Regions from separate parts of the Homo sapiens genome. Here regions 1, 2, 3, 4 and 6 are each linked to region 5. A link is a contact called in ENCODE Hi-C or POLR2A ChIA-PET data. All regions are on one chromosome and are shown on one strand. The core of a region is the stretch at or near the end of the contact, and the rest is flanking DNA. Distances in the headings are between cores, read along the strand shown.

Evidence for each region. A loop is a pair of places that touch in the nucleus more often than their neighbours do. ChIA-PET counts read pairs that join two places held with the same protein, here RNA polymerase II (POLR2A). Pooled maps may share reads with other maps.
Region 1: a loop to region 5 is called in a map of naive thymus-derived CD4-positive, alpha-beta T cell, with 23 times the contacts of the local background. The contact joins the promoter of ZNF143-AS1 here to the promoter of EIF3F in region 5. A Hi-C loop is called at or near these places in 1 of 168 maps with a recorded cell type or tissue (naive thymus-derived CD4-positive, alpha-beta T cell) and 8 of 50 pooled maps. POLR2A ChIA-PET finds 5 or more read pairs at or near these places in 2 of 52 experiments (CD4-positive, alpha-beta T cell and naive thymus-derived CD8-positive, alpha-beta T cell).
Region 2: a loop to region 5 is called in a pooled map, with 6 times the contacts of the local background. The contact joins the promoter of ZNF215 here to the promoter of EIF3F in region 5. A Hi-C loop is called at or near these places in 8 of 37 single-sample maps with no recorded cell type and 10 of 50 pooled maps.
Region 3: a pooled map shows a loop between it and region 5 (6-fold over the local background). The contact joins the promoter of APBB1 here to the promoter of EIF3F in region 5. A Hi-C loop is called at or near these places in 1 of 168 maps with a recorded cell type or tissue (naive thymus-derived CD4-positive, alpha-beta T cell) and 5 of 50 pooled maps. POLR2A ChIA-PET finds 5 or more read pairs at or near these places in 2 of 52 experiments (GM10248 and activated CD4-positive, alpha-beta T cell).
Region 4: a loop to region 5 is called in a pooled map, with 29 times the contacts of the local background. The contact joins the promoter of TMEM41B here to the promoter of EIF3F in region 5. A Hi-C loop is called at or near these places in 2 of 37 single-sample maps with no recorded cell type and 8 of 50 pooled maps. POLR2A ChIA-PET finds 5 or more read pairs at or near these places in 1 of 52 experiments (GM12878).
Region 6: a pooled map shows a loop between it and region 5 (8-fold over the local background). The contact joins the promoter of SMPD1 here to the promoter of EIF3F in region 5. A Hi-C loop is called at or near these places in 1 of 168 maps with a recorded cell type or tissue (naive thymus-derived CD4-positive, alpha-beta T cell) and 8 of 50 pooled maps. POLR2A ChIA-PET finds 5 or more read pairs at or near these places in 1 of 52 experiments (GM10248).

What each region holds. Positions count from the first base shown.
Region 1 is chr11:9,457,460-9,461,947 of GRCh38, reverse strand. ZNF143-AS1 (ZNF143 antisense RNA 1) reads left to right here and starts at 1,250. Exons shown (of 1, transcript NR_036539.1): 1 at 1,250-2,392. It overlaps ZNF143 (zinc finger protein 143), which reads right to left and starts at 936. Exons shown (of 16, transcript NM_003442.6): 1 at 872-936. RefSeq lists a silencer at 343-552 and enhancers at 1,323-1,402, 1,463-1,562, 1,653-1,732, 1,932-2,567.
Region 2 is chr11:6,924,862-6,929,650 of GRCh38, reverse strand. It overlaps ZNF215 (zinc finger protein 215), which reads right to left and starts at 3,225. Exons shown (of 7, transcript NM_013250.4): 1 at 2,966-3,225; 2 at 1,844-1,989. It overlaps LOC107984019 (a long non-coding RNA gene), which reads left to right. Exons shown (of 4, transcript XR_001748112.3): 2 at 2,489-3,834.
Region 3 is chr11:6,416,015-6,420,609 of GRCh38, reverse strand. APBB1 (amyloid beta precursor protein binding family B member 1) reads left to right here and starts at 1,516. Exons shown (of 15, transcript NM_001164.5): 1 at 1,516-1,625. RefSeq lists silencers at 1,149-1,548, 1,559-1,748.
Region 4 is chr11:9,313,038-9,317,780 of GRCh38, reverse strand. TMEM41B (transmembrane protein 41B) reads left to right here and starts at 3,188. Exons shown (of 7, transcript NM_015012.4): 1 at 3,188-3,460. The coding sequence starts at 3,340. RefSeq lists a silencer at 2,849-3,198 and enhancers at 2,964-3,479, 3,480-3,997.
Region 5 is chr11:7,984,658-7,989,041 of GRCh38, reverse strand. EIF3F (eukaryotic translation initiation factor 3 subunit F) reads right to left here and starts at 1,705. Exons shown (of 8, transcript NM_003754.3): 1 at 1,326-1,705. The coding sequence starts at 1,689. RefSeq lists enhancers at 1,411-1,460, 929-1,467, 1,468-2,007, 1,891-2,070.
Region 6 is chr11:6,387,016-6,391,723 of GRCh38, reverse strand. It overlaps SMPD1 (sphingomyelin phosphodiesterase 1), which reads right to left and starts at 1,250. Exons shown (of 6, transcript NM_000543.5): 1 at 808-1,250; 2 at 1-340. The coding sequence starts at 1,125. It overlaps LOC124902624 (a long non-coding RNA gene), which reads left to right and starts at 1,368. Exons shown (of 2, transcript XR_007062573.1): 1 at 1,368-1,617. RefSeq lists a silencer at 1,034-1,533.

The DNA.
Region 1 (4,488 bases), core at 1-2,500, 1.5 Mb before region 5:
TTCTCACTTGATTATATCAGCTGATTTAGACACTTCCAAAGCAAAGGCTGACGCTGATTTTAAACAAATAATGGGCTGGCAATGGTATTCTTCTTTCCTCTTTTTAACTTCGTTATTATGTGGAAAAAACAAATGTCCAAAGCAAAAGGGGAAGGAATAAAAACTAGTTCGCGTTCCACAATAATACGTTTCAAAGAGACTTATAAGAATTTGTTCACTCTTTTGGCCAAAACTGGAGAAAAGGGAGGATAAAATTGTAAATTTCTAATATCCGATGTTAGACCTCAGTAACCTTTTTTTTTTTTTAATAGAAGAAAGGGTGAGGGGGAAACAATCTGCCCACGATACGCATGGGAAGCAAGCGCTAGGTGAGACCGGCAGGTCCTGGGAGGGCCTGGGCCAGCCCTGTCCCCGGCGCCCCCGCTGCGGCCTGGTGTGGCCCGTGGGCCCGGCGTCCCAGGCGGCGGAACTCTGCCTCGGCGGCGCCTGGGGACTCGCTCTGCGCGGAGGTCAGGCCGAGAAACGCGGCCAAGGCTCCCGAGGGCTCCACCCTCCCCTCTTTCACTCCCTCCCCTTGGCGGTCCCCTGAGGGAAACAGGCGGGGCGCATCGCTCAGAGACAAGCTGGGGGGAGTTGAGTCCTCAACGAAAAAAGCTCCGCCGCCTAGAGTGGCGGCCGCGGGTTATTAATAAACTCCGCTTCTGCCCAGACGCCGCTACCGCGGCCGGCCCATAAAATCGGCAAGGCCTGCGGCGGAGGCTGAGCAGCGGGAGCCGGAGCCCGGGCCCAAGCGGGCCCGCGCCGCCGCGCTGAGGGCGGCGGCCAGGCGGAGAATAATGCACACTGGGTAAAAACACATTTATATACGAACCTCCGAGAAAATTTTCCAACAATTCCTTCGTCCGACCACCATGCACCAGGACAGGAAACAGCCGTCCGGCCCCCAGGCCCCGCAACCCGCATAGTGTGTCTGAGGCCCGCCCCCAGCTTCCATTGGGCTGTCATTACATCACTCACAGGACGCTTCCGGTTTTCCATTGGCCCACGTTTGGTCGACGCGAAAGAAAACCGCCCTAGCCGCGCCCACTCAACTGACGTCAGCCAAGCCTGACTTTACAGCCCGCCCCTGAGTGGCTCGCGCAAAGTGCAGAATCAAAGCTCCTGTGTCTGACTGGTTGACATAACCGCTTATCCCAGACGGACCCCGCCTCACTGACTAGCGAGTCATACCGATTCTGGGGCCCCAGCGGGAGGCGCCATTTTGTAGCGAGGGAGGGAGGCTGGTCCTTGTGATTACCCGGGAGGGAGCCGGGGTGACGAGCGCCATTTTCCCCACAGGGGCGAGGAGGCGGCTTTGGTTCTCCCGGTGGGCTTGCCGGAGTGCGTTCTGCAGACCAGAAGGGCTTTGTCTGGCGATTGCTGAATGCTCAATAGCAGCCTGCTGGGAGGGAAGTCGAAGGGAGAAATAGGACAGAAAGAGAGACCTGACCTCTCCCTGGAGGCTCTCAGTGTCGGCCGAGGCCCTTGGTCTTGCTCTAGGGCTCTGCATTCCCGAGAGCTGCTGTATGCCGGGGATTGGCTTCCAAGCCTGCCTGAGCTTCTCCAGTCTCCCGGGCATCGCCATGCGGTGGGAGGGTGAGCCTTCCTCTCCTGCTGAAATTCCGGCGGCTTGGCAACCGGCCGGGGGGTCTTGGATTCCTCGGGGAGACACCACTGATGCTTTGTGGTTTCACGTAATTTGGATTTAAAAGTTGAAGGCGTCAGAAATGGTTGTCGCTACGGTCTTTTGTATGTTCTTGTGTTGCGAACTAATAAAGGAAAGTCAAAAGGGTGGGAGAAGCATTCAGTCTGGTTCCCTAAAGTTACTAAGAATGGATACAAATTAGTTGTGGCCGTTGCGGTTAATGCTTCTTGTAGCTCTTAACCCAGCCCTTTCTAAACCTTTGGATATACTTACTAGTCAGTTCCGAAGGTACTCAGTACAAATTTGCGTTGGCGCACCAGGCCGACTAAAGATGAGGTGGGTGTATTAGACTCAAAATTTCTTAAGTCGGCCAGGGGGTAGAATTGAGCTACCAAGAGAATGAGAGACTACCCTGTTGTAACAGATTTGGATCGCGCTTAGAAAAACAGGGAGAAAGCTGGATGATGTTCAACTTAATGTCTTGCATTTCAGACGATTATCGAATGGACGGGGATAAATAAAAACGATGTTACAGATAGCCCTCTAAGTGTGGATAGTAAATATTTTGATTTACAATTAAGCCTACCTTGAGGTGCAGGCCCTAACCAACGGATAGTTGAGTAATAGGGGCCTAGACGCCAATGGAAAGAAAATGGGACTTTAAGCTTTGTTTGAACATATATTCTGTTAATAAAGAAGTTTAAATCAGTTCGGATTACTGTTTTTTGTTTGTTTGTTTGTTTTTTGAGACGGAGTCTCGCCCTGTAGCCCAGACTGCAATGCAGTGGCACGATCTCAGCTCACTGCAACCTCCGCCTCCCAGGTTCAAGCGATTTCTCCTGCCTCAACCTCCTGAGTAGCTGGGACTACAGGCGCCCACCATCACGCCCGGCTAATTTTTCTGTTTTTAGTAGAGACGGGGTTTCACCATGTTGGCCAGGCTGGTCTGAAACTCCTGACCGCGTAATCCGCCCACCTCAGCCTACCAAAGTACTGGGATTACAGGCGTGAGCCACCGCGCCCGGCCCGGATTACTTTTTAAGCCCTTAAAATAAAAGTGTCACATATAAAAAATGGATTAGGTGGCCGGGCGCGGAGGCTCACGCCTGTAATCCCAGCACTTTGGGAGGCCAAGGCGGGCAGATCATGAGGTCAGGAGATCGAGACCATCCTGGCTAACGCGGTGAAACCCCGTCTCTACTAAAAATACAAAAAATTTAGCAGGCGTGGTGGCGGGCGCCTGTAGTCCCAGCTACTCGGGAGAATGAGGCAGGAAAATGGCGTGAACCCGGGAGGCGGAGCTTGCAGTGAGCTGAGATTGCGCCACTGCACTCCAGGCTGGGCAACAGAGCAAGATTCCGTCTCAAAAAAAAAAAAAAAAAAAAAAAAAAAAGGATTAGGTTACTTTTAACTGGAGGATTTTGCTCAGTTAAAATCAGTCTCCTACCCAATGGATACATTCTCTGTTACAAAGAAGTAGCCCAGCTGAAAAACAAATGGTTTTAATTTATAATTTCTGTTCCCTCCACATGTATCTGTGTTTTGTAATTGGAGGTGTTTTTTAACCCATCAGAATATTTTTATGCAGTTCCACTAAGTCCCATGCCTGTAGGCTACTCATTAAAACACTATAATACAGAATCTCAAGAATTTTTAAATCGCCCTCTTATTGTAGATAACAATTACAGGACATCTTTGTATCCCCAGAAGCTACTGAGTTGTTCTAAAAATTGAATGGCGATGATGGTGGCGGTGGATAGGATGCTATAATTGTAACTGGATTCAGAGAGAAACCTAATTCTGATTTGTCACAGGTAATGGAACGTTGTGTTAACAGTATTTACCAGTGACTATAGAACAGAGTTCAAATGTACATATATTCAGAGCCATTCATAAGCTTAAAATGTTATCCCATTCATCTCCCTTCCCTTATATCGTGTTATATCCGGTCAAATTAATGGCTTGAAAATGTTTCCCTGTCAATCAGTACTAGTCCAGGCTCTTAAATGCAGAAATTAAATAATTTCCCCAACTTCCTAAACAAGAGGTAACTTATTTGTAGCCCCCTTCAAAAACTGTTAAGATAATATTTTCTAAAACACTTCTTTCAGTAACTTAAAACTTACTGGAGAATTGGTTGGTTTTGGCATATTTATACCATGCTATAAGCATTAAAGTAGTATATATGTATACTATATATATATAGAAATTATATATGATATATATGTATACTATATATATAGAAATTATATATGATATATATAGAAAAAAGATAAACGATGAGTTAAGCTTAAAAGCAATTATTTCAGGCCGGGCGCGGTGGCTCACACCTGCAATCCTAGCACTTTGGGAAGCCGAGGCAGGCGGATCACGAGGTCAGGAGTTCGAGCCATGGTGAAACCCCGTCTCTACTAAAAATACAAAAATTAGCCCGGCGTGGTGGTGGGCGCCTGTAATCCCAGCTACTCAGCAGGCTGAGGCAGGAGAATGGCTTGAACCCCGGAGGCGGAGGTTGCAGTGAGCCAGGGTCACACCACTCCACTCCAGCCTGGGTGACAGAGTGAGAATCCATCTAAAAAAAAAAAAAGGCCGGGTGCGGTGGTTCACACCTGTAATCCCAGCACTTTGGGAGGCCGAGGAGGGTGGACCACCTGAAGTCAGGAGTTCGAGACCAACCAGGCCAACATGGCGAAATCGCATCTCTACTAAAAGTACAAAAATTAGGCTGGGCACGGTGGCTCACACTTGTAATCCCACCACTTTGGGAGGACGAGGCGGGCGGATCACAAGGTCAGGAGATCAAG
Region 2 (4,789 bases), core at 1,976-4,475, 1.1 Mb after region 5:
TTTTGCCTCTGTGATCTTCCTGCTCTAAACCCATAACCCCAGTCTAATAATGAGAAAAACATCAAATTCCAACAGATGGTTCTCCATACTTAACCAATACCTCCTCATAATTGTAGCATGATCAGAAACAAGGAATGTCTGAGAAACTGTCACAGCCAAGAGAAGCCTAAGGGGGCATGACAACAGAATGTAATGTGGTATACTGGATGGATTCTACATCAGTAAAAAAGACATTAGGTAAAAATTAAACTTGAATAAAGCATGGACTTTAGTTAATGTAGTATTATTAATTGTAAGAAATGTTCTATACTAATACAAAATGTTACTAATAGGAAAAATTAGTGGAGGGGTATATGGACACTCTGTTGTACTGTCTTCTCTATTTTCCTGTAACTTTATCCAATTTATTTAGAAACTTTTTTTCTCTGTGAATGCAAGCTCCCCAGAGGATTTCCCACAGCAAGTGGAAAGCCACAGAGGCAGGTGCCTTCTGGCTTGAAAGATCCCATCTAGGTTGTCATGGCCAGGGGAGGAAAAGGGTAATGGTGCCTTTCATGGGCTATTCCTGGGTCTCGCGGGATAGAAAATTGCTTCCAGTTGCCCTGAAACAAGTGCTTCCTGTAATGAATCCCTCTGGAGTACTCCTTGACATCTCCCCAAACTCATAACAAAAGACCATCTTTCTCCTCATTCGCAGCTGCCAAGGCCCACCGTCAATACAACAGACTGAAAACCCGCCACAACTGTTGACATCCACGACCCTCCTGATCTGGCCTCATTAGCTCCACTTTTGAGCCACCAGCCAAGAGAGAGCTCTTAAATATGACTGGTGGAATAGTCCTGAAGTAGTATAATTTAGTCCAACAAAAAAATGAACTATGGGCCCAGATACTTTGAAAGTAACATAAATGGAGAAAGAAAAAATAAAAGCTCACAGGCCATATGTCAAAGACAAAACAGAAAAGGCTTTATACTAAAAAGTAAAAATAACAGAGATGTTAATTGCAACAATAAATGTACCGGGTAAAAATTTAAACTCAAACTACATAAAACTCAAAAGACATCCGAAACGAGAACTCCAAAACTAAATGTAAAAGAATTTTTAAAAAATACCAGGCAAACAAAAAATATTCAAGAGTTTAGTGAATTAAAATTATAATGAATTAAAAGCACAAATACATTAGAGGAAACTAAATGATTATAACTCATAATGAAATATAACTCATTAAATGTACAACATACTTGAAACATTTTTGGCAAAATTCTCAGAAAACAAGAAATGAAGTCAACAGTGATACAATAGAAATGGGATATTAGGTAACTTTCTCAGACTCTGACAGATAAAGTCAAAAAAGTAATAGTATAGTGGATATAAATAATATGCTTAGCCTAATAGATAAATAAAACTAGATAAAATGTAGTTTCTATTCAAGCACCTAAGGGAATGTTTACAAAAGCAATTTATTAGGCTACCAAATAGAAAATCCTTGATAAATGGTAAACAAGAGTAGTGGAAACCATATTTATTACTAGAATGCAAAACCAGAAATTAACACCACATAGAAAAAACAATTTCACCTACTTTAAAATTCAAATGTTTGCTTCTAAAAAAAAAGATAAAAGAGAATCAAAAGGACAACTGCAAAGTATCTAAAAACAGTAAAAACATTGTACGTCAAAATCTAAAGCGCACAGCTGAAGCTCCTGATAGGCAATGGAAAAGCCTTACATATAATTAAACAAGAATGAGATGCATTAAATATCCAACTCAGGAAATAAAAAAAAAGCAACAAATATACTGGGAGGTTTGTAGGTGAAAAACACAAATTAATGAATTACTCACTGTAAACAGTTACAGAGCTAGGACAGGGAGAGACGTTCAGGATGGCATGCTGCATTTAGGTAAGATTTCCGAGGTGGAATAGTTTTGATGATAGAGATCCAAGGTGTGACGTGACTGCAAGTAGCTTAAGTGGCAAATGATGAACACTGGAATATACAAAGCCAGGAAATATAACAGTTAAACTCTAAAGTACTGAATAGATGCCTCTGATATAAAGGTGGGATTCAGGATTAAGACACGGAGCCAGTACCACTGTGACGGAGGGACCTGAAGTTGTAGTGGATGGTTAGACTAATATAACCAGGTGGCACCAGTTCTACGGTTTTATGGCCGCAAGGAACTCGAACAGCTGCTAATTATGGAAAAAAGGTACTGTCTGTGAAGAGGGTTATTTCTAATCAAACAGGTTGTAGGTAGGACAGCTGCTTGAGGTAAGAACCACCTGGCGAGAGTAGCTTAGATAAAGAGGAACAGAAAACAGTTTGCAAATAAGTGACTGAATAGAAGTCATTTATGTTAAATGGAGAAAGAATTATTTTAAAATAAGTACGATACTTGGAGGTTTTAATCTTTTAGGGAGGTGGCCAGGAATGACTGGGAAAACAAGGCAATATGAATTAATTAAAACTCCATTGTCTTTCCCAGTTGATTGATCCAGTCACGCTTGGTTTTTCCATGAGGCATCAATACCAGCCATTCCCAAACCAGCTGATCATAACATACTAACCACTCTGCGCGTCTGGAGACTGCCCCTATTGCAGAGTGGAAGAGGCGACAGGAGTGTGGTTAAATCCTTGCTTTAGCGGAGCTGGATCCTGACCCCAGCCGTCCCGCCGCCCACCCCCTCGCCCTCTGTCGCTGCTCTCAACGCTTGTCTTACTTCCGCAGCCCACGTTTCCATCCCTCCCGTCAGCTCGCGCCCTCCTCCAGGTTTTCCGGCACAGACCTTGGAGGGCAGCGTGGAAACTGGGTAACTGCAAGCAAGCTGAGGTAAGCTGCACGTTCCGCATGGACGCCCTCAAGCGTGATTCCCAATTCCAAGACCCCGCGTCCCCACCGCCCGCTGACGAGAACGATACCCGTGAGCACCGCTCCTCTCCAGTGGCCCGTTCAGTCACTCACAAGCGCCAGTTCTCAGAGGAGCCGCGGAATCGCTGTCTTGGACAGTGAAGGGAGCTGGCGTTGGTAATCACGCTGCAACTAGGAATCCCTGACCTCGCCGAACCCTCAACTCACTGCCGGCTCCGAGTTTCATAAATTGCCGCGGAACAACCTCGACGCACTCTTGCGCACGCGCACCAGCTGTGGAAGGAACCCCCTAGGAGCCCCCGCGACCCGGATCGGTGAGGTAGACCAGGCCTTTGCCAGCCCCGTCCCTTTCTGCAGGCCCCGTCCCTTTCTGCAGGCCCCGCCCACGCCGCACACTTGGAACTCTGGCCCTGTGAATGGACTCACGGTGAGCTTCTAGTGGCTTAAAGAAATGAGCGTCATACTTCCGGCGCTGCCTCATCCCGTCCGGGGAAACTAGTCCAAATCGCCTTTCTGTTCCCCACACCCCATTTGTCTGGAATCAAAAAACAATGACAATTTCGACAAGACATTGTCTCTTACATGGTCTTTATTGGTTTATTGGTTCACAGATTCATTCATTCAGTTTTGTATGGAAGTGAGAGGGCTTGCAGTTCGTTGTTCAGTTTTGGCTTGTTAAGACTGAGGTACTTTGTGGCATCTGAGAAGCATTGTCAATTAGGCATTTGGATGTAGGCATTTGGGAATTTAGAGATGTCTGGGGCTAGACCTGTAAAATTTGGGTCAATCTGGGTAGATGGTGATTGATGCTATCCATTGGAATAGGACTGCAGAGAAAGGGACAGAGAGGAAGAGAGAAAATAGAAGGAAATGGGCTGGAATTGGCCCAGGGAACACCAACACCATTGGTTGAGTCAGGAAGGCGGACCTGCAAAAAAGAGAGAGGAGGATCAGCCTGAGAGGTAGGAGGAAATCTGGTGGGTGTGGAGACACAGAGGGAAGGGATGTGTGTGTCACAAAGGAGAGAATGCTTGGTGGCATTAAGTACATGATAATATGATTAGTGCTTGCCTAGAGGCATGTGGACAGTGCTGTAGGAGCAGAGTGAAAGAACTTAAACCAGAGAGAGCTTTATATCTAGGCCAGGAGTGGACTAAGGTAAAACAAGATGGCAACTTTGAACAGCTAGTGACACAAAAAAACAAGGACACACCATATAGTTTCTTTTATTTCTTTTTAAATAGACCTTATTTTTTAGAGCAGTTTTGGATTTACAGTTTTGGAAAAATTGAGAAGGTAATATACAGAGTTACCTTCTACTCCACAACTAGTTTTCCCTGTTATTACCCTCTTAAATTATTATGGTATATTTGTTACAACTAAGAAAATAAAAATAAAATATAAAAATAAAAAATAAAATAACATTGATACATTAAGTCCACAATACTTTATTCAGATTTCTTATTTTCTTTGCTTTTTTCTTTTCTTTTCTTTCTTTCTCTTTCTTTCTTTCCTTTCTTTCTTCTTTCTTTCTTTCTTTCTTTCTTTTTCTCTCTTGCTTGCTTGCTTCTTTTCTTTCTTTCTTCTTTTTTTGACTGGGTCTCACTCTGTCACCCAGGCTGCCAGGCTGGAGTACAGTGGTGTGACAGCTCACTGCAGCCTGGACCTCCCTGAGCTCAAGTGATTCTCCCATCTCAGCCTCCCAAGTAGCTGGAACTACAGGTGCTTGCCACCATGCCTGGCTAATTTTTTTTTAAATTTATTTTTTGTAGAGATGGATTTTTGCCATGTTGTCCAGGCTGGTAAGGACCAGACTTCTTTAGCTGGTTTATTTGTTTTGTTTTTATCTTTTTTCTTTCCTCTGATGCAGGATCCCAACTGGAATATCACATTACATTTAGTTGTCATGTCTCTTTA
Region 3 (4,595 bases), core at 267-2,766, 1.6 Mb after region 5:
TATTGTTCTGTCTGCTTTAGTATATATTGGAAATTTGCCATAATAAAAAGTTAAAACATTTATATTTACCACAAGTAAAATAAAAGTATATTCAAAGATGACTTTGAAGCTTCTGGCTTGGGAAGCCAGTAGTTGGTGTCATTCATTGGAATGGATGGAATGGAGTTGTGTCCAGTGTGGGATGTGTGTTGTGTTGTGTGTGTTGAAGAGGGTTCTTTTTCACCCCAGTGAAACTCCTTAAAAGACTAATAAAGGGGGATGAAACAATAAATTGAGGCTGGACACTGTGTCTGACGCCTGTAATCTCAGCACTTTGGGAGGCCGAGGTGGGAGGATCGCTTGAACACAGGAGTTCCAGACCAGCCTGGGGAACACAGTGAGACCCCCTCTCTACTAAAATACAAAAAGCCAGGCGCGGTGGCACATGTCTGTGGCCCAGGTACTCCGGGGGCTGAGGCGGGAGGAATCTGAGCCCTGGAGGCTGAGGCTTCAGAGAGCCATGATCTTGCCCCTGGGTGACAGAGTGAGACCCTGCCTTGAAAGAAAGAACGAACTCAGATTTGGATATCTTTAGTTTTAGGCACCTGAGAGGGATTAGCATGTAGAGGCTTTCTGGATGGTAATATAACCTCTCATTATCCTTGATGGCCTCTGGGTCACTGATCTGACCATTGGGATGTATCCCACTATCCAGGGAGGGTCTGTAGTAAGTATTGCACCCCACCATCTTCCTTACATCTTTACACTTTTCATTCACAATATCCCCTTCCTTGTGAATTTCTACCGGGGAGCAATGTATTCTTGACATTTTCCAGGCCTTGATGTCAGCTTTATGCTCAGCAGCAGAGGTATTTCAGTGTCAAGAAACATCGGAGTTCCAGTCTAAATTCATCACTAACTGTGACTGCGGGCAAGTCGCTTTACCTCTCTTAATCTTAGCCTCAGCCTCTGAAAAATGAGGATAATAATTCTGGTGATTTTACAGAGCTGATGTGAAGATTAATGCGCGTTAACGGTTTAATAGAGAGCCCGGCACGGTGTAAGTGGTCAATAAATACGAGCTATTATTATGAGCAACGCTGTGTCCTCAGAGCCTCCCCACCAGGACGTCAGGGAGCGGTGCAGCAGGAGCGGCGCAGAGTGCCTCCCGGGAATCCTTCCCCGCGCGGCCGCGGCGCCGCACAGCCGCCGCCATTCGGGCTCCAGCCCCGTCCGCGCGTCTCCCGGCGTGGGTGCGGGACCAGGGCGCTGCGGGGCGCGCAGGGTGAGTCTGTGGAATAGTAGTGGAGGACGGCGCCGCGCTAGGCGGGGGTCCCAGGGAGTCGGCTGCAGGGGTGTCTGCTGGGAGGGCTGGACCGCGGGGCTCACCGAGGTCCGAGGGCCGCCCGCAGGGTGAGGCCCCCAAGAAGCTGCGGCAAGTGCCGCGCCCGCCGAGCTCGCTCCCGCGCCCGCCCCAAGATGGCGCCCCTCCCCCTCCCCTTGCGCGCGCCTCCGCCGCTCGGGGCGCGGCCCCGCGGCCCGCGCGCTCCTGGGCGGGGGATGTTGTGATGGAGAAGCCGCGGCGGAGCCCGAACCCCGCAGCCTGAGCCACCTCCGTCATCTGGGCCCGGGGCCTCACCGCGCAGGTAGGAGGTGTCCCTGCCCCGGCCCAGCCCCGGTGGCTGCGTCCCGATCACCAGCGGCCGGCGGACCCTGTAGCCCCTACCCTGCGGCAGCCCGGGTCCCCCGGCCGGCCCCATCCCCCATCCCCGGGTCGCCCTTCCACCGCGCGCCCGCAGACCGTCCTCTCATACCCACCATCGCAGGGTCCACTCGGGCCCTCACACCGTCCCTTCCGCTGCCCTTTACCTCCTGCCCCTCGGGGTGACTAGGGGCGGGTATGGAGGACGCGAAGCGAGGGGCAGTGGGTGTTGGGGGAGGGGAGGCCCAGGTCCGGGAAGGGGACGTGGGGTGGGGTGGGCTGGCAGGCCGCGCCGATTCCAGCAGGGGTCCCAGGCCCTGGATCTGTCAAGCCGCATTCTGTTGCCCTCAGCGACCGAGGGGTGTGCCCTGGGGCGGCTGTGTCCCCAGCTCAGCCAGGAGGCCTAGCACTGCCAAGAACACTGATTAGAAGCAGTTTTCCCACTGCCAATTCCTAACCTGTTTTGTATCGGCCTGTGTATCTCTTGCATTCTGAGCCCCTCTAGCTATAGTCCCAGCTCTCTCCGCCCTTCAGAGTCAACGCTTGCTGTCTTCATTTCCTTACTTCCCATTCATTCTTAAAAGCACTCCACTCTGTGTCCCTGACACCCACTGAAACTGTCTAGGCCAAGGTCACCGGAGACCTCCTTGTGGAGAACTCCAGTGGACACTGTTATCTCCTTTACCTTTGAGTAGTATTCGGTGGGGTATGTCAACTCACTCTCCTTGAAGCATTTTCCTGCTTTCTGCCCTACAGCATTGTCTGCTCTTCTCAATCTCATTTGCTTCCTCTCCTCCTCTCTTTAGATGCTGGTGAGGCTCTTGGCTCTGTCCCGAGCTGTCTTCTCTCAGTATCTGTTCTTTCTCCCCAGATATTTTATCTACTCCCAAAGCTTCAAATTTCATATATATGCTAATGATTCCCAAATTTATATATCCAGCCCAGACTTCTTTCCTGAAATCCAGACTCATATGTCCAGCTGCTCTCTTGACATCTCCTTGAAAGACAAACAGGAGTTCCAAACCTATAGATTCCAAGCTAAATTATCTTCTGTGGTTTTCTCTGTACCCCACTTCCAAATCTGTTCTTCCTTCGAATCTCAAAAATGGCTCTTTGCCAATCTGGAGTCATGAGCAAGACTTGAGATTAACCCCTCTCTCACTCTCTGCATCTCATTTCACCAAGTTCTGTCACATCCACTGCCTAAATATTTCTCAAATCCATTCATTTCGCTCTTTCCTCACTGCCACCAAAGTTAATCTGGGCCACCACCATTTTTTTTCCTTGACTACTTTAATAGCATACCCTCTTGCCTACCTCCCTTTAACTGTTCTCAACACAGTACCCAGAGTAATCCTTTGAAAAATGCTTCCAATCACTTATTCATGCAATAAATATGATTTCAGCACCTAATATATGCCAGGCACTGTGTTATGTCCTGAAGATATAATTGTGAGCAAAAGAGACTGAGTCCTTGGAGCTGACAATCTAGGAGAAAAATCAAATAAGAATAACATTACAAATGTAATATGTACCATGAAGAAAAGCTGTATGGTGCCTTGAGAACGCACAAGAGCAGTAGCTAAACTGGTCTCGGGGATAGGGAGAGAGGGTTGGAGGACAGCTTCTCTGAGAACATGACGTTTGAACTAAAATATAGTGGATGAGTAGAAGTTAATTCAGCTTAGAGAGTAGGAGAAGAGGTCCCAGGAAGCATGGAAATCACATGCAAACACCTTGTAGAAGGAAAACACATGTCTTCGAGGAATCAGAAGAAGGCTACTGAGGCTGCAGAGCAGTGTGACCAAAGCCAGGGGCAGGGAGGAGGAAGGCAGGCGCCAGACTGAGCAGGAAATTTAGGCCATGTTAAGAATTTGGTCTTAAGGGCCAGGCGTGATGGCTCACGCCTGTAATCCCAGCACTTTAGGAGGCCAAGGCGGGCGGATCACCTGAGGTCAGGAGTTCAGGACCGGCCTGGCCAACATGGCGAAACCCCATCTCTACTAAAAGTACACAAAAATTAGCCGGGCATGGTGGTGTGTGCCTGTAATCCCAGCTACTCAGGAGGCTGAGGCAGAAGAATCGCTTGAACCCGGGAGGCAGAGGTTGCAGTAAGCCGAGATCTTGCCACTGCACTGTAGCCTGGGTGACACAGCAGGACTCCATCGCAAAAAAAAAAAAAAGGGAATTTTGTCTTAAGGTCTTTGTCCTTGATGGTAGTGGATGTGGAGAGTAGATGAAGTCCAGAAATTTTTCTCAGAGAGGAAATCATCAGTACCTAGAGATGGATTGAACATAGCAAGTGCAGGAGAAGGACATGTCAAGATGTACCCCTACTTCAGATTCACAGAATAGGATGGATTCTATCATTCCATGAGCCGGGATCCTGAAAGAGGACCAGTTAGTGTGTGGGAGTGGGAAACATGAGTGGGTCTATTAGCTTGAGACATCCAAGTGGAGATGTTGAGTAGAAAGTTGAATGTACTTGTCTGGAGCTCAGGTGAGGGGTCTGAAATGGAGATTTGAATTGGGAAATCATCAGTGTATAACTGAAGCTGTGGGCATTAATGAATACTTATACTGATTATAGGATGAGAAAGAGGAAGGGGCATGAGAATAAGCCATAAGAAACTCCAGCAGGTAATGGCTAATAGAGGAAGATGAGCCAGCAGAGGAGTCTAGGAACCCAGCAAACAGTAACAAGAAGTGTAAAAGATGAGATGAGATGAGGAGTGTGGAGATGAGAGTGTGGAGGCCCCGGATAGAGGCTGGATGAGAGATTCACGGGGTCAGATGCTGCTGGGAGGACAACCAAGACGAGCACTGTGTCTGTTGGATTGAATGACACAGGGGTCATGTTGACCTTGGTAGGAGCTGTTACTGAGTCGTGTTGGGAGTGGAAGCAGGTTTGGAA
Region 4 (4,743 bases), core at 1,939-4,438, 1.3 Mb before region 5:
AAAAAAAAAAATTTTGTCTGGAATGACTATGTATATATTCATGTAATTAAAGTAATAAAAGTTTAGAGATAGTTCTTCTCATACATAATCTTATATCTGGTATCTTCTTTTTGTCTCCAGTACACTATGCTAGGTCAGGCCAGGATTATTGCAGTAATCTCCTAACTTCTCTTTCTGCTGTTGATTTGGCACACTTCCATAAGGCGGTCAGAATAAGCTTTGAAAATTCAAATCTTTTTTTTGAGACGGAGTTTCACACTTGTTGCCCTGGCTGGAGTGCAATGGCACGATCCCAGCTCACTGGAACCTCTACCTCCCTGGTTCAAGCGATTCTCCTACCTCAGCCTCCCGGGTAGCTGGGATTACAGGCGCCCGCTGCCACGCCCAGCTTTTTTTTTTTTTTTTTTTTTTTTTTTTTTTTTTTTGAGATGGAGTCCTGCTCTGTCACCCAGGCTGGAGTGCAGTGTCGCGATCTCGGCTCAGTGCAAGCTCTGCCTCCTGGGTTCACACCATTCTCCTGCCTCAGCCTCCTGAGTAGCTGGGATTACAGGCGCCTGCCACCACGCCCGGATAATTCTTTGTATTTTTAGTAGAGACGGGGTTTCACCATATTAGCCAGGATGGTCTTGATCTCCCCACCTCGTGATCCGCCCACCTCGGCCTCCCAAAGTGCTGGGATTACAGGCGTGAGCCACCACACCCGGCCACACCCAGCTAATTTTTTGTACTTTTAGTAGAGACGGGTTTTCAAACTGGTCTTGAACTCCTGACCTCAGGTGATCCAACCATCTCAGCCTCCCAAAGTGCTGGGATTACAGGGGTGAGCCAATGTGCCCGGCCAAAAATACAAATCTTACTAAGTCCCTCTCTGGTTAAATATCTTTGAGGATTAAGTTCAAACTTTTAGCAGTTTGTGATAAGGTCCTGGTCTCATATCTTTCGTAGCATTTCTTTCCATTCTCCCACCCTTTGCTTGAAGCTTTTTTTCTAATATAAGCAGTAGCTTCTAGCCTTTGCAAAAGCTATTTTCTCTGCTTTCAACTTTGTTAATTCCTATTCATCCTCTAAAAATCAGTTTTAATCCTGCTTCCTGGGAGACTTTACAGCCCCACTGTAATTTAGATATTCCTCTCTTCTGCTATTGCAATCTGCGCACCCCTCAGTCACTCTTATCACACTGCACTGAGGTTGTTCATCTTTTCCTAATTTTTTGGAATTTCCTAAGTTTTGGAGTTGGCTTTCCCACTGCGCACTCAGATGTCTTAAGCACATTTAATTTTTTCTTCTGTGTGTTGATAATTCATATTCTTTGCCCATTTTTCTGTTGAGTTGTGCTTTCCTTACTGATTTGTAGTAATTCTTATGTGTCAAATACTTCTCAGTGTTTGTTTTTAGTTTTTGTTGTACTTCAATTTTTAATGTTTGCATAGTAAAATATATAAAATGTTTTCTTTTTTTTTTTTTTGACTTGAACTCCCGACCTCAAGGTGATCCGCCCACCTTGGTCTCCCAAAGTGCTGAAATTACAGGTGTAAGCCATGGCACCTGGCCCATAAATATAATTTCCTAAGATTGAAAATTTATTCGGCTGGGCACCATCTCAAAAAAAAAAATTATTCAACAAATTCATTGAATGGCCACTTAGGTATTGGCACTCTGTCAGCTACCGGGGATACAATGGTGATCAAAAAGACAAAGCCCAGCTGGGAGCCATAGCATGGAGCCTGTAGTCCCAGCTACTCAGAGGGCTGATGCTTGAGGATCCCTTGAGTCCAGAAGTTCAGATCCAGCCTGGACAATATAGTGAGATTCCCATCACTTAAAAAAACAAAAAACAAAAAGACAAAGCCCCTGCCTTAAAGCTTATATTCTAAAGGTGGAGGCAGACAATAAACAAGTAAACAAATAGTTCACAGAATTAATTGCTTTTAATGACTATGAAGGAAATAAAATGGGAGCCAGAAGTAGGCAAAGGATGTGTACATAAAACAGTTCAATTGAATGGGTTTCCCATAATTTACTTAACCATTTTTATTTAGTGTTGGATTTTTATATTGCTTTTAGTTTTTCACTGTTATACTAATACAGAGGAATTATTTATGTTTATTTTCATGGAATAATTTCCTACAAATGTAATTACTGAATAGAAACAATCAGGATTTTTTTTTTTTTTTTTTGGGACGGAGTCTTGCTTTGTGGTCTATGCTGGAGTGCAGCGGTGCAATTTCTCACCGCAACCTCAGCCTCCGGGGTTCAAGCGATTCTCCTGACTCACACTCTCGAGTAGCTGGGATTACAAGCCATCATGTCCAGCTCATTTTTGTATTTTTAGCAGAGACGGGGTCTCATCTCACCATTTTGGCCAGTCTGGCCTCACACTCCTGGTCTCAAATGATCCGCCCGCCTTGGCCTCCCAAAGTGTTGGGATTACAGGCTTGAGCCACCGCGACCGGCCTCTAAGTTGCTTTCAAGAGGTAACCACGGTGAGTAAGCTGAATGTGCTCTGAGGGGTAGAAGCAGAAAAAGTTACCTGTGGAAAAGGCATGTTTCCGCTTAGCTTAGGGATAAGCTAAATGTAGAGCTGACTTGGGTTTAGTAGTAAGGGGCAGCAGCTAATGCAAAACCGTTAGCTTTGGGAACAGGACAACCTGGATTCTAAGCCCATTTTTGCCATCCTGTGATCTTCACAGGTTGTACGTAGCCCTCTCTGAGCCTTAGTTTCCTGAAATTCAGGTAGGTTTTGCTCAACCTTTGTATTTCCCACCATCTTTTAGATCAAGCACTCTCTGGCGCCTCCAAATTGAAGACAGCAGCTGCGGAATTGATGTAATGGGCTGAATCAGCCTCAGCCGCGAAATGCCGACTAATCACAGGCACCTCCGGCGGCCTGGACAAAAGGTTTGAAGTCCCTGGGACCGCACTTCCGGGTAATTAAGGCTACGCTTTAGACGCCAGGGCCAGCGAGTCGCAGCCGGGTGACTCGAGTGCCGCGACTGCGCATGCTCTCGCCCCAGCGCCCGGCGGCCACCTCTTTCCCGCGGGCGGGCCGGGGCGGGGCACTGAAGGGGGCGGTCCAGGACCCTGACTTGTCTCGCGGTTACTGGGCCGGCGCGAGCACGCGAGGCTCGGGGGCGGCACGGGGCGGGGTTTAGCCTGTGGTGGGCGCTGCGGGTGTTTGCAGGAGGTTGCAGTACTCGCTGGGCTGAGGTCGTCTCGGGTGAGGAGGTCGCGCCGGAAGTGGCTCTAGCCGTGGCGCTTCGGCGTAGTAAGGAGCCTGCAACAGAGTTTTGTTGTTTAGGGGGCGCGGCACCGCACCGCTCCCTTCACCTTGCAGCAGCCATGGCGAAAGGCAGAGTCGCCGAACGATCGCAGTTGGGCGCTCACCACACGACCCCCGTGGGGGACGGGGCAGCGGGGACGCGGGGTCTCGCGGCGCCTGGCAGCAGAGACCACCAGAAGGGTGAGTGGGCCCGGGGAGCAGAGCTGGGGGTGGCCCGAGGCTTCTGTGTGTCGGGTGGGGAAAAGGACCCCCGCTATTCTCGGAGAGTCGCGGGGAAAGAGGGGGGCCTGCTGGCGCCGCGGCGGGAGCAGAGACCGTGGGGGAGTTGGGCTTGGGCGCTCGCGCAGCACAAGGCCGGACGCCGAGTAGGTGCGTTGTAAATGCTGTTTGAGTAGAATTCATTTAAAAGAAGGGATGACACTGGCTTGTTGACGCTCAGGTAGATTGTAAGGTTGATGATAACGACGCTAGGCAGAGCTGGAAGGAGCTGTACTGTGGCATTCGCTGCGTTGTTTTTACAGATGAAGAAACTGAGGCCCAGTGTGGGTATATGACTTATAAAGTCATAAAGCCAGATCAGTGAAGTAGTAGTTAGGAGCGAGGACTTAATACTTCCAGGTGGCAGTACACCTGGGCTTGAGTCCCTGCCCTACTGTTTACTTGGAACCTTGGACTTGGTAACTTTCAAAAAAAGCTCAGTGTCTGAACTGTGAAATGGGGATAATAATAATATCTACTTAATAGGTGGTGCGTGGGTTAAACGAAATAATTCACGTAAAAGATTTAGAGCAATGCTTGGATATGAAGTGGGGGCTAAATAAATATTAGCAATTACTTAGTTACAGCTAAGGTCACTCATTCTAAAGTTTATTTCCCCACTACATCATCCTGACATTTCTCACGGCTTTATTTTTGGTTTTTGTTTTCTCTTTATTCCTACTGCCTCTATAATTGCAGAATCTCACGGCTTTAAATATTGTTTTAAGGAAAAAACTGTACGTAGAAACTAAATACTTTGATTCCGTGTTGGCCTGGAATCGTTCTTTAAATGATTTTAAAGCTCATAAACTTAAAGTGATCCTAACAAGTTTGTCTGTAGCTCACATAGGTGTGTTCCACCACCAGTGATGGCTAGGAGAACTTCTAAGAGTATGTAGTAGAAAATGTTAATGTATTTTCAAATAATTTAAAATGTCTCCAACAGTCTAATTTGGCTCTGTCAGCCTTATGTTTTTGGGTATTTTTCCAGCTTATATACACTGGATCCAGGTGACTTCATATAATTTCAAAAACTGAGAAATGAATCGTTGTTAATGTATAAATCAGCTCTGAATAAAAGAAAGATTGTTTTGAAGACTCTACTACTGAGGGTGACAATATTCCAAGGTCTGGGTTTCCTGAAAAAGTGTTCCAGATAGGGCATCCCTAAAAATTGACATCTCATTTGAGGTAGCAGCCAGTTG
Region 5 (4,384 bases), core at 456-2,955:
GCACTTGTGGCAAAGAGAACGCAAAAGCTTGGTCTGAGAAAAGACAAGCAATGTTCAGAAGATATGAATTTAAGTTTCTGTAAAATGCTATACCGTCAAAGATAGATAAAGGAGAGAAAATGTGTGTCTGTATGCATTGGGGTGGTCCAGGCCTGATGTGAATGGCAACTAACAGCTGTACCTAATGTGTGCCAGCATAGTCAGAAGTTTTTAATTTAGCTCTCACAAAGACTAAGTCTAAAGTAGCTCCTGACAGAACAGATTTTAGGTAATCTGCCCCAAGTCACATGGCAAATGTTTTGTGAGGTCTGCTTACAAATCTTGTCTGCTTTGCAATATACCAACTGTCTTCTATGGTGTAAGAACTAGTAGATGTTCAAGAGTATGAAAGAGAAAGAATGCTTGTAAATAAAGTGGATTCACAAAGCTATTTAAAATCTGGCACTAAGATGGAATGGAAACGAATTTCATGGGACCAGCATAGTCTCCAGAAAGGAATTTATTATCAACAATCCCTCTTTAGTGCTTTTCCATTTTACAAACTACTTTAACATAAAATATCTATTCCCCAAATTTGGAACACAGGCAGAGAATGGGTCATTTTTCGACCTGAAGGTTAAGGGCAGAAATATAAACAGATAATACAACTGTTTGCGTCCAAATGCAAAATGGGGGAACAGGGTTTCTCACATTAGGTACTAATATTAGGGGACACTGAGGGACACAGATCAGGCTCAGACGTTTAGGACAGCAGAACACTATAAAATCCCAAGCGGGTTCCAACCAAACCGGTTTACTTGTTGGGAGGAATGTTTTTTTACAAACGTCCCCACTCCTTTGACAACTGGTTAGAAAACTTTGTCAATACCTGGAAAACGATGACATTTAGTCAGTGGATAAGGGAGAAATATGTGGTCACTGGTATAGGGAGTCAAGGGTTCCTGACTTCCCACTCGGCGTGTGAACTCATTTTTGGTAGATGCAGCCCATCATACTTGCCATAAACTGCTGTTTATGTAAAATGTAAACCACTGGCATAAATGTAAACCACTGGCATAAAATATTCAGTAAATGACACAACTACTCCTTGTGTATTTTATGTCGCTTAAAGTGACAGCAATCCGGCAGGAGAGAGAGGAGAGATGCAAGTGCTTGAGAAGATAAGTCACAGCAAAAGGTAGGATGCAGATATAGATTAAGAGGTCATTGGGGATGGGAGGAAAGGACGGTAGGACACCAGGAATTAAAGAATTAATGAGTTAGGGGAGTGAGATAAATGAGAAGTGGGAGGAAGAAAAGAATGTTAACTTTCTCTGACCACTCACCCAACAGGGTCCCGATAACTCGGGCAGCACCCTCGTTGCGTCTCTCGTAGCTGTCCACAATGGAGGCCAAAATGACTGGGTGCAGCCTGACCACGCGGCCGCCGGGGAAGGGCCCTGGAAGAGCAGGACCAGGCAGAGCGGGCGCTGGGGTCTGCGCTGGAGCTTGCGCTGAGGCCGGGGTCTGGCCAGGAGCCGCAGTTGCAGCCGCTGCTGCCGCAGGGTCTGAGGATGAGGCTGGAGCCGCAGCGGGAACCGGAGCCGCAGCCGGTGCTGGCGTTGGCGCTGGAACTGAGGCTGGGGCCGCCGCCGGGACTGGGGTTGGCGTGGCCGGAGGAGCACTTACTGGTACCGCCGGTGTGGCCATCTTGTCGAGAAAGAAGGAGGCGGAAGCGGAAATGACAGCATTCATGAATATCAGGAGCTTGATAGGCTGAATATACACCACGTGAGCTAGAGCTTTTTGCTGATTGGTTACTGGTGATACTTCTCGGAGCACTGAAATAGTCCCGCCGTTGGTAATTTCTTCTGGAATTTGTGCGCTCTGCTTTTGGCCCGAGGAGCACTCAGGAAACCCTGGGCTAAGTAGTTCCGGGTAAAACTTGGGACGGCGTTCGAAGAGAAACACTTTGTGCAGCTGCCGCCAGGTGGAACCAGAAAGCAGCGCGGAGGTCGAAATTCGTGTTTTAGACTTAAATGAGATAATGGATGTCAAAGTGCCTTTAAAAAGGATTTTAAGGCCAGGCGCGGTGGCTCACGCCTGTAATCTCAGCACTTCGGGAGACCGAGGCGGAAGGATCGTTTGAGCCCAGAAGCTCGAGGCTGCAATGGGCGAGAAGGAGAACTTAGCTGGATTTCTCCTGCTGCTTTGAGAAGAGACTGGAGGGTGAGGGGAGGTGAGGAGAGGGAGGCGAGAGAGGGAAAAGCAGGGAGACCTGCTGGGAGGCCACTAGGTAATCTAAGTGAGAGATGATGGTGGCTGGGACCAGGCTGGTAGCAGTAGAAGTTCTGAGAAGTGGGAAGATTATGGATATATTTTGAAGGTAGTTTCAATAGGGTTTCCTGAGAAATTGTATATGAGGTGTGAAAGAGAGGAGTCAAGGAGGACTGCAATTTTTTTTTTTTTTTTTTGTACTGAGCGATTAGTAGGATGAAGTCACCATCAATTGAGATAGCAAAAGCTGTAGGTAGAGCAGGTTTTGGGGAAAAGATCCTGATTTCATTTCTGAATGTGTCACCTTTGAGATGTCCATTACACATTCAAGTGGAGTTGTAATAAGGTGTATAAACTAGTCTGTACTTTAGGAGAGGATTATATGAGGTATTGCCTTGTAAAGCTCTTAGCACATGCCTGATATACAGTAGTTATTAAGTCATAGCTATTATCACTATGTGATGGAGGGAGCTCTGACCATAACCCACTGTGTAACTTGGGGCAATCTACAAGTTTTTTCTGAGCCTCAATTTCCTTCTTGGTATAATGGGGTGATAACATCTGCTTGTAAAGACAAAACAAAACACCAAAAAAACTGTCAACTCCCTTAATTAGGTCAAGTCCTAGTGTCCAGCTGGCAAGTGGATAGGTGAGGTTGAACTTCTTATCCCTGATTCTGTGCCCAAGAGTTGATTTCTCCTTGGAGAAATCTTCCATTATTAGAATTCACATGACGCTGCTCCCCTGTAAATGCTCTGTGTAGACATGCATTCTTTCTTTCACCAAAACAAAGGTGAACAGCCAAACAGAAGAAGATTGAAAAGTAACTCTTGGATTTGATGACCTGGAGTCTTTAGCAACCCTAGTAGAGCAACGTCAGTGGGACTGAGGGTGGGGTGGGCACAGAAACTAGAAATCTGGTGTGAGAGAATGGCCAGTCTGAACTGAAAGCAGCAAGTGCCAGCTTTTCTTTCAGGAAGTTTTCTGGGAAGGAAAGGAGACATTTAAGGAAATAGCCAGGGAAACAGCAGGATTGAGAGGCAGCCAATTTAGGATGGCAGTGTTTCAAGTATATTTTAAACTGAGGATAAGAATATAGACGAGAGAGAAATATTAAATATACAAGTGTGAAAAAATATCTAATGAAACGGGCAAAAGGTGGACCCACACTGAGAAGCCTAGATGGTCTTGCACAGGCTGAGAGGCATGCTGGAGAGACTGCCCAGGGCCCTGGCCTCCCTTTTGGGTGCTTAGTAGGGGTCTGCCTGAGTCAAGGTCAGTCCATTGAGATCATCTCATGGGAAAAAGGCCAGAGGACAGAACCCAGTTGAAGAAGTGTTGCTGCCCCCAACTGACCATGCACACCTTTGAGACCTCCTATCTATGTGTTAATCTGGGTTGGTGTGGACACTTTGCCTTCAATAACTTTGCCTTTATATTGATGTCTTAAAGACATTTCTCTCTGGGAGAAAAGAGAAGGGGATGGATGAAGAAGCAGAGATGAATTGGGGAGAGAGGGAAGTTGCAGGACCTCCTGCAAATGACATTTTTCTCAGGTAAGTTGAGGCAAGGTGATCTGCTGTGAATGGCAATGCAAGGGCAGGGATAAGCCTCGGGGGAATGGACAGTGTTTGGAGGAGGGTCTGAGAGTGAGCTATTGAAGGCATTGATCAATTATGGGAGCACCCCCTGAGCCTGGAGAGCTCGAGAATCTGGCCAACTCTTGTGGTTTTTCTCTAGCAACATAGCCCAGGAGCAGGAGAGTACAGATGGTTGGTGTGGTCTTTCTGGGAGGCTGACTGGCCAGGATGAGAGTGTGTATATCCCAAATGCTGGCTTTTCAGTGGCTGTCTGAGAGATATCTGGGGCCTGGGTTCATCAGGGAAAGGGCAGAGGTATGGGAAGAGAGAAAATAGACTGTACCCATGTAGATGGGCAATGTATTGTACGAGTGTATTAGGGTTCTACAGAAAAACAGAACCAACAGGATATATATAGAAAGAGATTTATTATAAGGAATTGGCTTTTGTAATTATGGAAGAAGTCTCAAGATCTGCAGTGAACAATCTGGAGACCCAGGAGAGCCAGTGGTGTAAGTTCCAGACTGAAAGCTGACAGGCTTGAGACC
Region 6 (4,708 bases), core at 1-2,500, 1.6 Mb after region 5:
CCGTGCCCTCCAGGTAGTCATGATCCCAGTGCAGGTCAGTGAGGAAGAGGATGCGGCTGACAGGGGCACCTGGGGCTGGGGGGCTAGGGGGTTTGGGGGGCGGCTTCGGCACAGTAGGCAAAGAGATGTTCCAAGATGAGAAAATGTCCCAGTGCCCACAGGTGGAGCCCAGGAGCAGGCCACAGGCCTCAGATGGGCTCAGCACTGAGCGTCTCCACACCTCCACCATGTCATCCTCAAAGAGGTGGACAATGGATTGGCACACGGCAGGTGGTGCTATCTTCAGCAGATTGCACAGCTTGATGGCCACGGAGCCCACGCGAGCCACATTGGGTTCCTTCTGCAGTGGGAGGAGCGCATGGTGAGAAATCAGAGGCAGAGCAGAGGAACCAGGCCAACCCCTGGCCACCACCCCTTGGGCCTCCATTTCCAAACTGGGGCTGGGCAGGACTCAGTGCACCAAGCTCAGTGCACACCTTTGCCTTCCAGATATTGCCCTGTAACTCAGGCAGCACCAGGCCATCGCTTCTTCTTTAGCTCAGCGGCCTGTGGCATGAGGCCTTTGCTTGGCAAGCTGACTTCCTCAGGCACTGTCTGCATTATTTTCTTACTTCACAAAGGTCACAATGGGGTGATGGTGGCATGTAGCCATGGGTGTCCCCAAAGGGGAGCAAACTCAGTGATGGATTGTAGATGCCACCCTCTCCATCAGGGATGCATTCTGAGCCCAGCGCACCAGCATCAGCCCCAGCCCCCAGCCCCAGCACTCCTTTCGGCCTCCTCCACTGCAGCCCCTTCAGTGCTCACCTTCAGCCCGAGGTTGATGGCGGTGAATAGACCTTTGCAGATTGGGCAGGTGAGGTTCCCCCACCCAAAGACATCTCGGAGCCGGGGCACTATGCGATGTAACCTGGCAGGATGGCCTTGGGGAGAAAGAGGGTGAGCCTCTGCCGGAGCCCAGAGAACCCGAGAGTCAGACAGAGCCAGCGCCAGCGCCAGCGCCAGCGCCAGCGCCAGCACCAGGCCCATCCAAAGGAGTCCGGGGGCTCCGGCGGTCCCGTCTTGTCCCTGCTCCCGGCCGGACCTGGGGCAGCTCTGGCGGAGTGACGCTCCGTAGCGGGGCATTGTCGCGCTTCCTACACGGGGCTGGTTCGTCTGTCCCGTCCCCCCCGGCCTGGACCCTAGCCAGCCCTCAGGGCCCCGGGCGGCGCCGGGGACACCCGATTACCCTTCTCTGTAGTCGGCTGACTGCTCCGCGGCCGGCCGCAAAGCAGCTCCGCCCCTTCCTCTTCCTCTGATCTCTGACAGCTGATCTCTCGGTGGCGGGCGGCTGTCAACGCTGCGGAGGCGGAGGGGGCGGGGCGCTCCCGGGACCGCCCCGATTCCGCCCCCTCTCCCTGCCCCCGCCCTGCCCCGGGCGCACGGGCTGCGGGGGTGGGGACTCTCCCTGAGGTCACCAGGGGCTCCGCCTTGAGGTCACAGCCGCGGGAGGCCGTGCTCGTGCTTTGGAGCTCCATGTGATGTGGTCGGTGGAAGACGTCTCCTTTGTCAGAATCCGCGCTCAGATTCCCGGAATAGCTGCCAGACCGACCCCAGCGTTTAGCCCGGGAAGGGGAGGTAGGAGAGAGCAGGGCGGGCAGGATCCTCCCACTGGGTGTGTTGCCTCTGACAGGAAGGCGCCTTCCCTCGATTCCCCATGCTCTGCCACTGGCACCAGCCCTCTTGAGTCACCCTGAGAATCACTCACCTGTGATTCAGATGAGGAAACAAACCTTAGAGATGGTGAAGAGACTAGGAAGCCGTAAAGACCATATAGCCGTGGGGGCCAATAACATGGGCGGGAACCCAATTGGGTCTCCCACCTCCGTGTATCCACGACAGTAAAAGCGAGCATTTATGGAGTTGTTTATGATGTGCCAAGCACCAACCCAGGCACTTTATAATTAATAATCTTCAATTCTCACAACAACCCTAAGAAGTACCTATTATATTGGGGCTCAGAAATCCATACCCAAAATATGGTGGTTTGACTTACTAAGTTAAGCCTTAAGGTGTGTCTGGCCTTCCTACTCCCGCGCCCTCTCTCCCAAAGCCGTTACCTAGCGTCCAGACCCATCAAAAGGAACAACGGTTTTTTTCTTCCCCTCCCTACAAAACCAAGAATATAATCACACCTGAACAGACCCCTTCACATGATAATGTGCTAGTTAATCTGTTCCCTGATCCATTCCTTCTCCCTCAGCAGAATTCCTCTTCCCCTCACTCCCACAACCCCCTTTGCCTGAATGACACCTAAGCTTCTGAACTCGTCTGGGAAGTGGGTAGTCACTCTGTGGTTCCCCGTGGACACATTAATACAATTTCTATGCCTTTTCTTCAATTAATCTGTTTTTTGTGGGTTGATTTTTCAGCAGAATTTCAGAGGGCGAAGGGAAAGTTTCCCTTGGTCCCTGCAAATACTATTATTACCCTCCTTTACAGATAGGATGAGGCACAAAGAAGTTAAGTGGCAGAATAGCAATTAAACCCTAAGCTGTTTGACGAGTGCTTCTGAGGAATCCTCAGAGCTATCAAGTCCTGTCAGTTCTTTCCTTTGATAATTTTTTACAAGTGTTTTTTCCCCCCAGTTCTGGGGACATCATCTCAGATAGAGTACTCACAGTAATAATTAGCATGCATTTTTAAGATTATGTACTATGAAAAACAAAACAAAACAAAACCTTTTTATCTAAGGAAGATGAGCCCCTTTAAATTATCAGGCCCAGACAGGCATTTAAAATGTAGCAACAGTCACTCTCACTCTTCTTTGAGCTAAGTAATTATCTCTTGAAACCACTTGCTATGCCAAGTAGCCATTAAATGCCATACACCTTATAGTTCAACAATGTATAGCCAAGCGCTAAACAATGTATAACCAGTGTTATTTCTGTAAACAATGAGAATTCCTGATGAACAACTTTTGTATTCATTTCCTCTCCTAATTCATCTTTTTTTCTTTGAAAATATGAGCCTCTCTTTTGTTGTCCAGAGTGCTCCCCCAAGACAACTTGCAAGTGTGTCCTGGGTCGCAGTCCTCAACCTTGGCCCTTGGCCCGAATAACCCTCTGTAGGTACTTTTCTGAGGACTCTGCCTTACGTTAATCCTCACAACAAATTTGGAAGTCGGTATTATAATTATCCCCATTTTACGGAGAAGGAAAGTAGGATTAAGTAAGTGGCTCAAGATCCCACAGCTAGCTAGTAAGTGCTGGAACTGGAATTTGGATGTGTCAAGCAAAACATGTCTGAGACAGGTCTCAATCAATTTAGAGGTTTATTTTGCCAAGGTTAAGGACATGGCTGGAAGAAATAAACACGGAATCGCAGAAACAGTCTGTGGTCTGTGGCTTTCTCCAAAGATGATTTTGAGGGCTTCAATATTTAAAGGGGAAAAGTGAGCTGGAGGGAAAGAAGAAGGGTATGGTAATCCACATGTCGCAAGAGAAAAGGAGCAGGTAGGGAGATACTCAATTATGTGTTCGTCTGGCACTTTACATAAGATAAAGTAAATATGCCTGTGGAGATATTTAACCTTTTGTGTTTTTTTTGTTTTTTTTTTTTTGAGACAGAGTTTTCGCTGTTGTTGACCAGGCTGGAGTGCAATGGCGCAATCTCGGCTCACCACAACCTCTGCCTCCCGGGTTCAAGTGATTCTCCTGCCTCAGCCTACTGAGTAGCTGGGATTACAGGCATGTGCCACCACACCCGGCTAATTTTGTAAATATTTAACCTTTTGTCTGTAGCTATCTGCTTAGGAACAAAAGGAAAGGCAGCTTCTTGCATGACTCAGTTTTCAGTTTATTTTTTTTCCTTTTGGCATAGTCAACTGGAGTCCTGAGTTTTTATTTTCCTTTCACAAATGCAACATTCTGGCTCTATTCTTTGCTGTGTGGGGACCCATTCAGAACACCAGAGTTGGTATAACAATTATTTTAAGCCGAAGACATTTCAGATTCAATAGATGCAGAAATAAACCTTCTGGGAGCTTTCTTCATCTGATTAAAACTTCTGGGAAATGTCAACCTAAAGGGAAAAATCTAAGGCAAACTTGATATAAGTAGAGAGTTTATTTGGGCCAAGTTTGAAGACTGTGAAGCGAAGATTCAAGTTGCCCTGAGTATATGCTCCCAATTAGCAGAAGTCACAAGTGGGTTTTTAAAGGAGAAGAAGAGGCAGTTCCTAATGAGGACTAAGCTCTGATTTTTTCTTATCTTGCTCAAATTCCTATCGAAAGGGTCTGGGGAGTCATGCCCTACAAACCATAAATTCTTATCAGTTGGGTTTTATTTAACACTATATATTGTGACTGCCTTTTCAGTCATACTCTGGCATAAAATTACGTGATAAAGAAGAAAGTCAAAATATTTTACCCCAAAACATGTTTCTTTGCCATATATATATATATATATATATATATATATATATATATATATATGTTTTTTGGTTTGGGGTGGGGGGCGGGACAGAGTTTCACTCTTATTGCCCGGGCTGGAGTGCAATGGGGTGATCTTGGCTTACTGCAACCTCCCCCACCCAGATTCAAGGGATTCTCCTGCCTCAGCCTCCCGAGTAGCTGGGATTACAGGCACCCACCACCACCATGCCCAGCTAATTTTTGTATTGTTAATAAAGATGGGGTTTTGCCATGCTGGCCAGGCTGGTCTCGAAC